Linked DNA regions of Homo sapiens: region 1 is linked to region 2. A link is a contact called in ENCODE POLR2A ChIA-PET data. All regions are on one chromosome and are shown on one strand. The core of a region is the stretch at or near the end of the contact, and the rest is flanking DNA. Distances in the headings are between cores, read along the strand shown. Region 1 has its middle 31 kb from the start of HES1. Region 2 holds the start of LINC02028 (long intergenic non-protein coding RNA 2028).

Region 1 (3,745 bases), core at 764-3,263, 96 kb before region 2:
TCAGGGTGCTGTTGGGGTAGGTCTACGGTGAGCCTTCGATAAAAGGTAGCTGCTGTTGGGACTAGTTGTGATTAATGAAAAATGAGAAATGGAATTATTATTTAATAAAAGTAACCTATTGGTGGGCAAAGATCTTTTAAAACTTGTAGCCCAGAAGGGTTCTAGGCAGTGAAGGTTGGGACCCTCTACACCAGGCGACCCTAAATTTTTCCTTTGCAGTGGGGCTGTGGAGAGGACGTACGTGCATGATTGAAGTTTAACAGGGAAACTTTCATTTCATTTCCTTTTGCTGATTATGCATATCCTGTGGTGTCCTAAAACTCAAGCCTAGGACCATAGTTCAGGCCACATGCCCTGTGGTGACCTCCGTCTAAGCCACCTCTGTGTGCCCTAGATTGAAAACTGTTGATTGAAAAGGTCAGAACAATACCTTCTGTCATGATGGCTGCAGATCACATTCAATCGGGACAGCATTCTAGTGATTCAAAAGACACACACACACTCACACTCACACACACACACACACACACACACACACACACACACACACCCCAAACAGGGACATCAGTGACCTGCGGAGAATGGGGGAGATTTGAGGATTTACCTGGGAATGAAGGTTTCAGTCATGCTACCACCCAGTGGTGGGTGGAAGTAACCTGGTCAGTTAAGCCTGCTCCAGGATTTTGTTTGATATTCAATAATTATCTTACTGCTGCTCTTTGTTCTGGAAGCTCTTTCTTGGCAATGTGTTGAGACACATGTTTTTTCTTCTTTAAAAAAAACACACACAATACAGTGAGACTAAAACTGCTCTAAAAATTGTTTATTAAAACAAAAAAAAAATGTGTGTGTTTGTTCTGCTGACAACAGTGCCATGAAATATAAAACTTGGTGCCCAGGATTTCTTCATGCTAATATATTACATAACTTGAAGGCTTCCCTATGTATTGAACCCCTGTAGAAATTTCCGGCTGAACGTCAACCTCTTCCCCTTCCTCCCAACACACAGCTCTACCTCCCACTCACTTTGCAGTGGACTTTCTTTAGAAGGTCTCTTTTAGATTTTTCTTTTTCATCACACAGAGACGCTGCCATGAATGAAGAGTCTTTCTTCTTACAATTGAAGACTTCAGCTTCAAAAAAATGAGATAAATTCATTTTCTCCTCTCTAAGGTACTTGAAATGTAAGAGTTCATTGAAAGGGGAGGGGGAAACTCATTGTTGAAATTCATTAAGTTTTAGTCTTGACTAAAATGAAAGAAATGGAGATTAACAATTCAAAAATGGAGCTTGTTCATTAAAATTAACTACAGTTACACAGCTTGTCATGCAGTTCACGGGGAATCATTTCTCTCCTGCTTAATTATGATGATGAAAACTCAGCTTTTACTAGGATAAAATGATGTCATCCTTATCAGAAAAAAAAATTGTTTCCCAAGTCTGGCTGCAGCAGTATTTTTCTGGGATGTTTAAAAAAAAAAAGCTTCTAAAGTGATTTGTTAAGTAAAGTTGTTCTCCAGAGCTAGCTCTGTATTGATGTATGTTTGAATACGGGGGGGAAATGTCTCACATAATGAATCCAAGCTTAATAAACCAAATACCAAATGCATTTAAATTTATTACAATTAGGACTTTCGGAGTTGTAAACACCTTAACAGACACACAACTTCAAAATCATTCTGATATTACCGAACTTATATTCAAAATGCCCTGTGCTTTCGTCACATGATTTATTAGATGTGGTGATTGGCATGTTCTAGAATTTCCCCCTCCCCAAAGAAAACACATTTTTTCTTACATGGTTATTGCAGCAGTTATGTATTATAGCTACGAGTGTTATGAAGCACAGCATTACGTTTTAAGAAGCTCCTTCCCTTCCCCATGAGAGAAAGGGACTCTACAGGAAGCAGAGGAGTGGGGCAGCGTGGAGCTACAGGCTCTCATCTCTGGGATGGTTCCAGCTGTAATAAGTGAGCCCAAGACTCTAACGTAACAGGAAAACTCCACTGGCTCCAGTGATTAGGAGGGACCCCGCCCACAAGGACGCTGTTGGCCCCTGTTGCCATCTGCCTTTGGACGTGTTAGGAGGTAAAGAAAGGTCCTTTTTATGTTAAAATCTCACTACCTCTGAAACTGCCCTACAGAAATCCCATCATTCCCCTTCTCTCTCTTTTCTTGGCAACACTAAAAGTCCTTTGTAAACATCCTCCCTGAAAAGCCTCTGTAGATCTGTCCGATAAACTTCCAAAGCGGGGGGCGGGCGAGCGGGCGGGTAGTTTAAGCTCCTGCCTGGGAACAGATTGAATGTAGACAGTTTAAAAGATTATTACATTTGGAGAAGTAGCTGAAATCACCAAGCTTGAAAAGGTGTGAAGGAGCAGCAGAAAGGATACAGTCCTGGTCTGGCTATGCAGGGCTTTTTTTATTTTCTTTCCCTAGACCCCTAAAGCTGTGAGGAATCTTGTTGCTAATCAGAAGGAAGAAACCCAGGCTCTTGGTCCTAAATGCACACAATTATGAAAGCAAAGGCAATGAAACATTAAAAGATGTTCCCAAAGTATGTCAGAGCTAACATACACACCACTCCAACCAAACTGAATTAGCCCAACCAGTCAGAAGTGCTTTTTTTTTTTCTTTTTTTTTTTAAAAAAGAATCTGTTGGCAAATGTGTCTCATTTATCAAATCCTTTCATTTCCCCTTCTCCCCAGCCCTCCTTCACAGGTCAAAGGAAATGCACTGGTCTATTGAAAGATATTGATTTCCTCCCACTGTGAGATTCCTAAGGAACCTCATTGAAAGGAGGGATAAAGATCCTGGTGGGTTTCAGGGACAGCTCTCTTACTTCCTCTTCTCCTACCCTGGCTTCTTCCCATTGGAATGCAGCTAGTTTCTTGACTTTTGGTGAATACTAGGAGTTTCCCAGGAGACATTGTCAGAGACTAGATGGAGGTTACTCCAAGGTACAGTGGATTAAATGCTGCACTGGATGGAGGTGGGACCAGAAGACCCCTAGGACTCCTCTAGCTCTAAGGTCCTGTGGACCAGTCTTTCAATTCTACCCCAAAGGGCCACTTACAGTTCAGAAGCAACTGATACAAGCCTCAGGAAATTAGACTTAGATAGATATTGACCCCCTCCTCTCACCCAGATGATCAAATGGCAGGTGTGGACACTTGTAAGGACAGCAGTGCCTTGTAAGTTAGTCGGGCCGGATGTTGAGTGACGATTGTGGGCAATGCTGGGCTAGATGATGTTGAAACAAAACAAACATGCAGACAAAAACCCTTCTCTTTCTCTTTGAGTAGCGTCTCTTTAGCGAGACCATGACTCTGAGCTCCTAGATGACATACTACATCTATTTTTTAATATTAAATTTTATTGAGGTGTGATTGGCATGAAATAAACTGCACATAAAGTATGCAAGTGATAAGTTTGGCCTATGTGTACAACTGTAAAACCCTCACCACAATCAAAACAGTGGATATATCCCTTCCCTCAAAAGTTTCCTCACATCCCTTTAGGATCCTTTCTGCCTCTCTGGCACCCTATCTTCCCTCCCCCAGTCTCTAGGCAACAGCTAATTTGCCTTATGTCATTGTAGATTAGTTTGCATTTTGGAGAATTGTAAAAGAACGGAGTCATAGAGGACATATTCTTCTTTTTCTGGCCTTTTTTACTGAGCATAATTATTTTGAGATCCATCCATGTTGTTGCATTTATCTGTAGTTTATTTCATTGTATTCC
Region 2 (3,581 bases), core at 994-3,493:
GAATGCTAATCAACTGAGTTACCTTGAATGTGGCCAGCTGGTCATGAATCTCCAGGGCTGACATCTTTGTCTTTTGATTATGTTGTAATGATTGGAGAACATATTGATTATGGAGTCAGAGGGTGGAGGTAGTTTACTTCACAGACCAAAAGTGAGTTTGAAAAGTTCTACCAGGTTCTACCAAAGTCAGAGCCATTGAGGATCAAGTGAGATTCTCTTAATACTTGGAGAAGGTAAAGGTCGGGCAGGTCTGCATGTGTGCATGTGCTATGAGGAGGTGAGAGGAGAGGGTGTGTATGCGGAATGTAATCTGAATTACATCTAAACTTTGAGACCTGGTTGACAAAGCACTGGTTGGTGGTTAGGCAAACATGGGGTCAAGTACATTTATAGCTCTGTGACCTTAGGCAAGTGATTTCACCTCTTTAAATGTCAGTACTTTTAGCTATAAGCCAGGGCAATAATACCACCCCTCTCATTAGGGTGTTGTGAGAATGAAAGGCAATGTATGTAAGGCAGTTCTGGAAACATCACAGTGTTTCCAGAGCCCTTCCTGCGCCCTGGGGTCTGGGCAGCTTCTTTGTGGGATGATTTGCCGGTTCCTCGGTTTGTGGGATTTGGAGTGAAGGGTCCCTGTTTCAGTGTAGTCTCTACCCTGGGCAGTTAGATGCAGTAAGGGAGCTGGAGGTCCAGAGGAGTCACACAGAGGCCCAAGGGAAGCAGAATACAGGAATGGTGCCATCTCATAGGAACAGATCTCCACCCCAGAATCGGAAGTTCTATTTTTTTTTAAAGCAGTTTTCAAATTGTTTTTGTTTCTGTCAAATGGTTGCCAGAATAGTCTTTGATCAAGGTTTCCACTGCTCATCAGTAAACAGAGAGTTGTGGGAAGGAGTCCCGCCAGAGATTGGCAAACGCCCTCATCACCGACTCAGAGGCAAATGGCTGATCTCTGACCACAGGTGATGCTCACTCACACCAGGCTCTGGGCTGGAGTCGAGGCATAAGCACTGCCTTGACTCCCGCCCGGCCTACCATGTCCAATGGTGGGAGGGGAGATGACGGGGATGTCCCCGCTTCCCCATTCCCCATCTCTTTGGCGGTTCCTATCTGAATCTAGAAGTGCAAAGCCACCCCTAGCAAGCTACTTCTCCTAGTCGCTTTCCTCCTTGTAAACTGGGGGTGCCAACATCCCCCCCTTACTTCAGGGGCCTTTCAAGAATGTACAGAGTGGCTGGGCGCGGTGACTCATGCCTGTAATCCCAGCACTTTGGGAGGCTGAGGTAGGCGAATCACCTGACAGGGTCAGGAGTTCTAGCCCAGCTTGGCCAACATGGCGAAACCCCGTCTCTACTAAAAATACAAAAATTAGCCGGGCGTGGTGGTGGGAGCCTGGCACGAGAATCGCTTGAACCTGGGAGGCAGAGGTTGCAGTGATCACGCCACTGCACTCCAGCCTGGGCGACAGAGAGACTCTGTCTCAAAGAAACACCACCAAAGAATGTACGGAGTGGGAGTCAGGAGCTTTGGAAAGCGTATTGGCCAGTTGTTGCATAGGTGCGTTACGTGAGCGAGCCAAGAAGGGCTCCCTACAGCATGTGTGCGCGCGTCCATTCATTTGTTCGTTCATTCGTTCATTCATTCAGTAATTCATTCATGCATTCGACATTTATTCAGCACCTGGGTGAGACACACACTGAGATTCAATAAACTGCTGATCAAAGTTGTGTCTAGACGTCCAAGGGTTAAGCCGCCGGCGCGGGCCCCTCTGCGTCCCCCTCCGCCCCCGCCGGGCGTGGGGAAGGCGGGAAGGCGGCGCGGCGGGTGCCAAAGTCGGAACCTGCTCGTCGGCAGCTCCCGGCGCTGCCTTGACTCGCAGCCAGGCCTGGCGCGGCCGCCGGCTGTGGAATGTGTGAGCGCCATGTGTCACCGCCCCAGACTGTGGGAAAACGCTGCTCCGCTCACCTCCCAGCAGCTGCCCCGCGCCCGCCCGGGCGGGAGCCGGGAAACAGGAGCCGCCTGCCGCGGAGGCCGCCCGGGGGCACTTCCGAGCGCGCGCCGCCTGCCCGGCCGCCCCCGCGCCCGCCGCGTCTCCCCGCCCACACCCCGCTGCCACCCGGCCCCGGGCGCCACCCGCGGAGCAGGCGGCGGGAGGGACAGCCCGGCACGGCCCCTTTCCTGCCCTTCACACCCCTTCTGCTTCTCAGGGGACGCTGGTCCACAGACCGAGGCCCCGTTGCGCGCGGCCGCCTTCGGAGCGCCGCCCTCCTCCCGAAACCGGCCGGGGCGAGTGGCTGCAAGAAGCTGCGGTTTGGCCCGCGGGAGAGGGGGGCTTCCCCGCTGGGGTTGTCTGACGCGAACGCCTTCCTGGCCCCAGCCAGGCGCCCTGAGGTCAGGCCCAGTGGTGAGAGAGCTCTGAACGGGAGGCCCCACGCTGCCTGCTCCCCCAAATCAGAAACAGCCTCCCCCACCGGGGCGAGGCAAGGGATCTGCACCACCCCACGCGCTCCCGCCTGCACGGTAGCCTAGAGCCTGGTGTGAGCGGGAATCACATGTGCTCACACATCACCCAGGCAAGGTCTTTGAAGCCCAGCCATGCGGGCAGACGTATTCAAGGTCACCCTGCTGGGTGGCGGCAGAGCTCCTGTTGGAATCCACGCTCAGAGGACCTTCTGCCGAGCCCCAGCCCCAAAGGCATGGCGCCCTTTCTCTGCAGCATGGTGCCCCTCGTCGAGTTCCTGCCCCATAGAGAAGTTGGGAATGGGGCAGACGGGGGTGGGGGGAAATCATGGGTCCTGGGACCCCGACAGCTTTGCCTAAACTCAGCCTCATGCTGCGAGACGTCCCAGTCCGTCACCTCAGCCTGATTTTCTGGGGGTGCCCCACCTGACAGGCCTGGTAGTGAAGCCCCCATTGTATCCAGCCCTCTACGAGCACCTGGCATTTGTGTGCCTTGTTCCGGCTTGCCACCTCCTCTGTGGAAGTCTTCCCAGATTTGCCCAATCATTGCTTCCCGGTTCTCCGGCGGCCTTTGACAAACGCCTGTTTATGACGTTTGTGGCCCCCTGTAACTCATGGCCTACCTGTCCTCTCCTCCCTTCCGGAGTTTCCTGAGGGCAGAGACTGTGTTGCCCTCCTTTTTGATTTCCACACAAATGATTATTTGAGAACTCTGCTTATGGCAGCTGCTCTGTTTGTTGGCTGAATGTTATGCAATTTACCACTGGCTAGGAATCTCACCAGATGTGTGACCTTGGGCAAGTTGCTTAATCTAAGCTTCGGTTTTCTCATCTGTAAAATGGAGATCAACTGATACTGCGTCTAAAGTGACTTGTATAGTGGCTGGCACAAAGCAGATGCTGTGTGTGTGTATGAATGATTGCTAAAATACCATAGACTGGTGGCTTAAACAATAGTCATTTATTTTCTCCTGGCTCTGGAGGCTGGGAGATCCAAGATCAAGATGATGGCGAATTAGGTTGTTAGTGAGGGTGCTCTTCCTGGCTTGCAGAAGGCTGTCTGCTCACTGTGTCGTCATGTGACCACAGAGAGAGAGCAAGTCTGTTCTTATGAAGACACCA

Evidence for each region. ChIA-PET counts read pairs that join two places held with the same protein, here RNA polymerase II (POLR2A).
Region 1: POLR2A ChIA-PET joins it to region 2 with 13 read pairs in OCI-LY7. The contact joins the enhancer-like site here to the promoter of LINC02028 in region 2. POLR2A ChIA-PET finds 5 or more read pairs at or near these places in 3 of 52 experiments (HepG2, OCI-LY7 and PC-3).

What each region holds. Positions count from the first base shown.
Region 1 is chr3:194,165,304-194,169,048 of GRCh38, reverse strand. No RefSeq gene overlaps it. Among named protein-coding and RNA genes, the nearest start is that of HES1, 31 kb to the right of the region's middle. Within about 2 kb of position 2,013, at least 7 of the 41 ENCODE cell types and tissues checked have a DNase peak (open chromatin) inside an H3K27ac peak, as active enhancers do.
Region 2 is chr3:194,069,632-194,073,212 of GRCh38, reverse strand. LINC02028 (long intergenic non-protein coding RNA 2028) reads left to right here and starts at 2,243. Exons shown (of 3, transcript NR_136179.1): 1 at 2,243-2,391. LOC102724877 reads right to left here and starts at 3,124. Exons shown (of 6, transcript XR_002959666.2): 1 at 2,938-3,124. RefSeq lists a silencer at 2,046-2,225.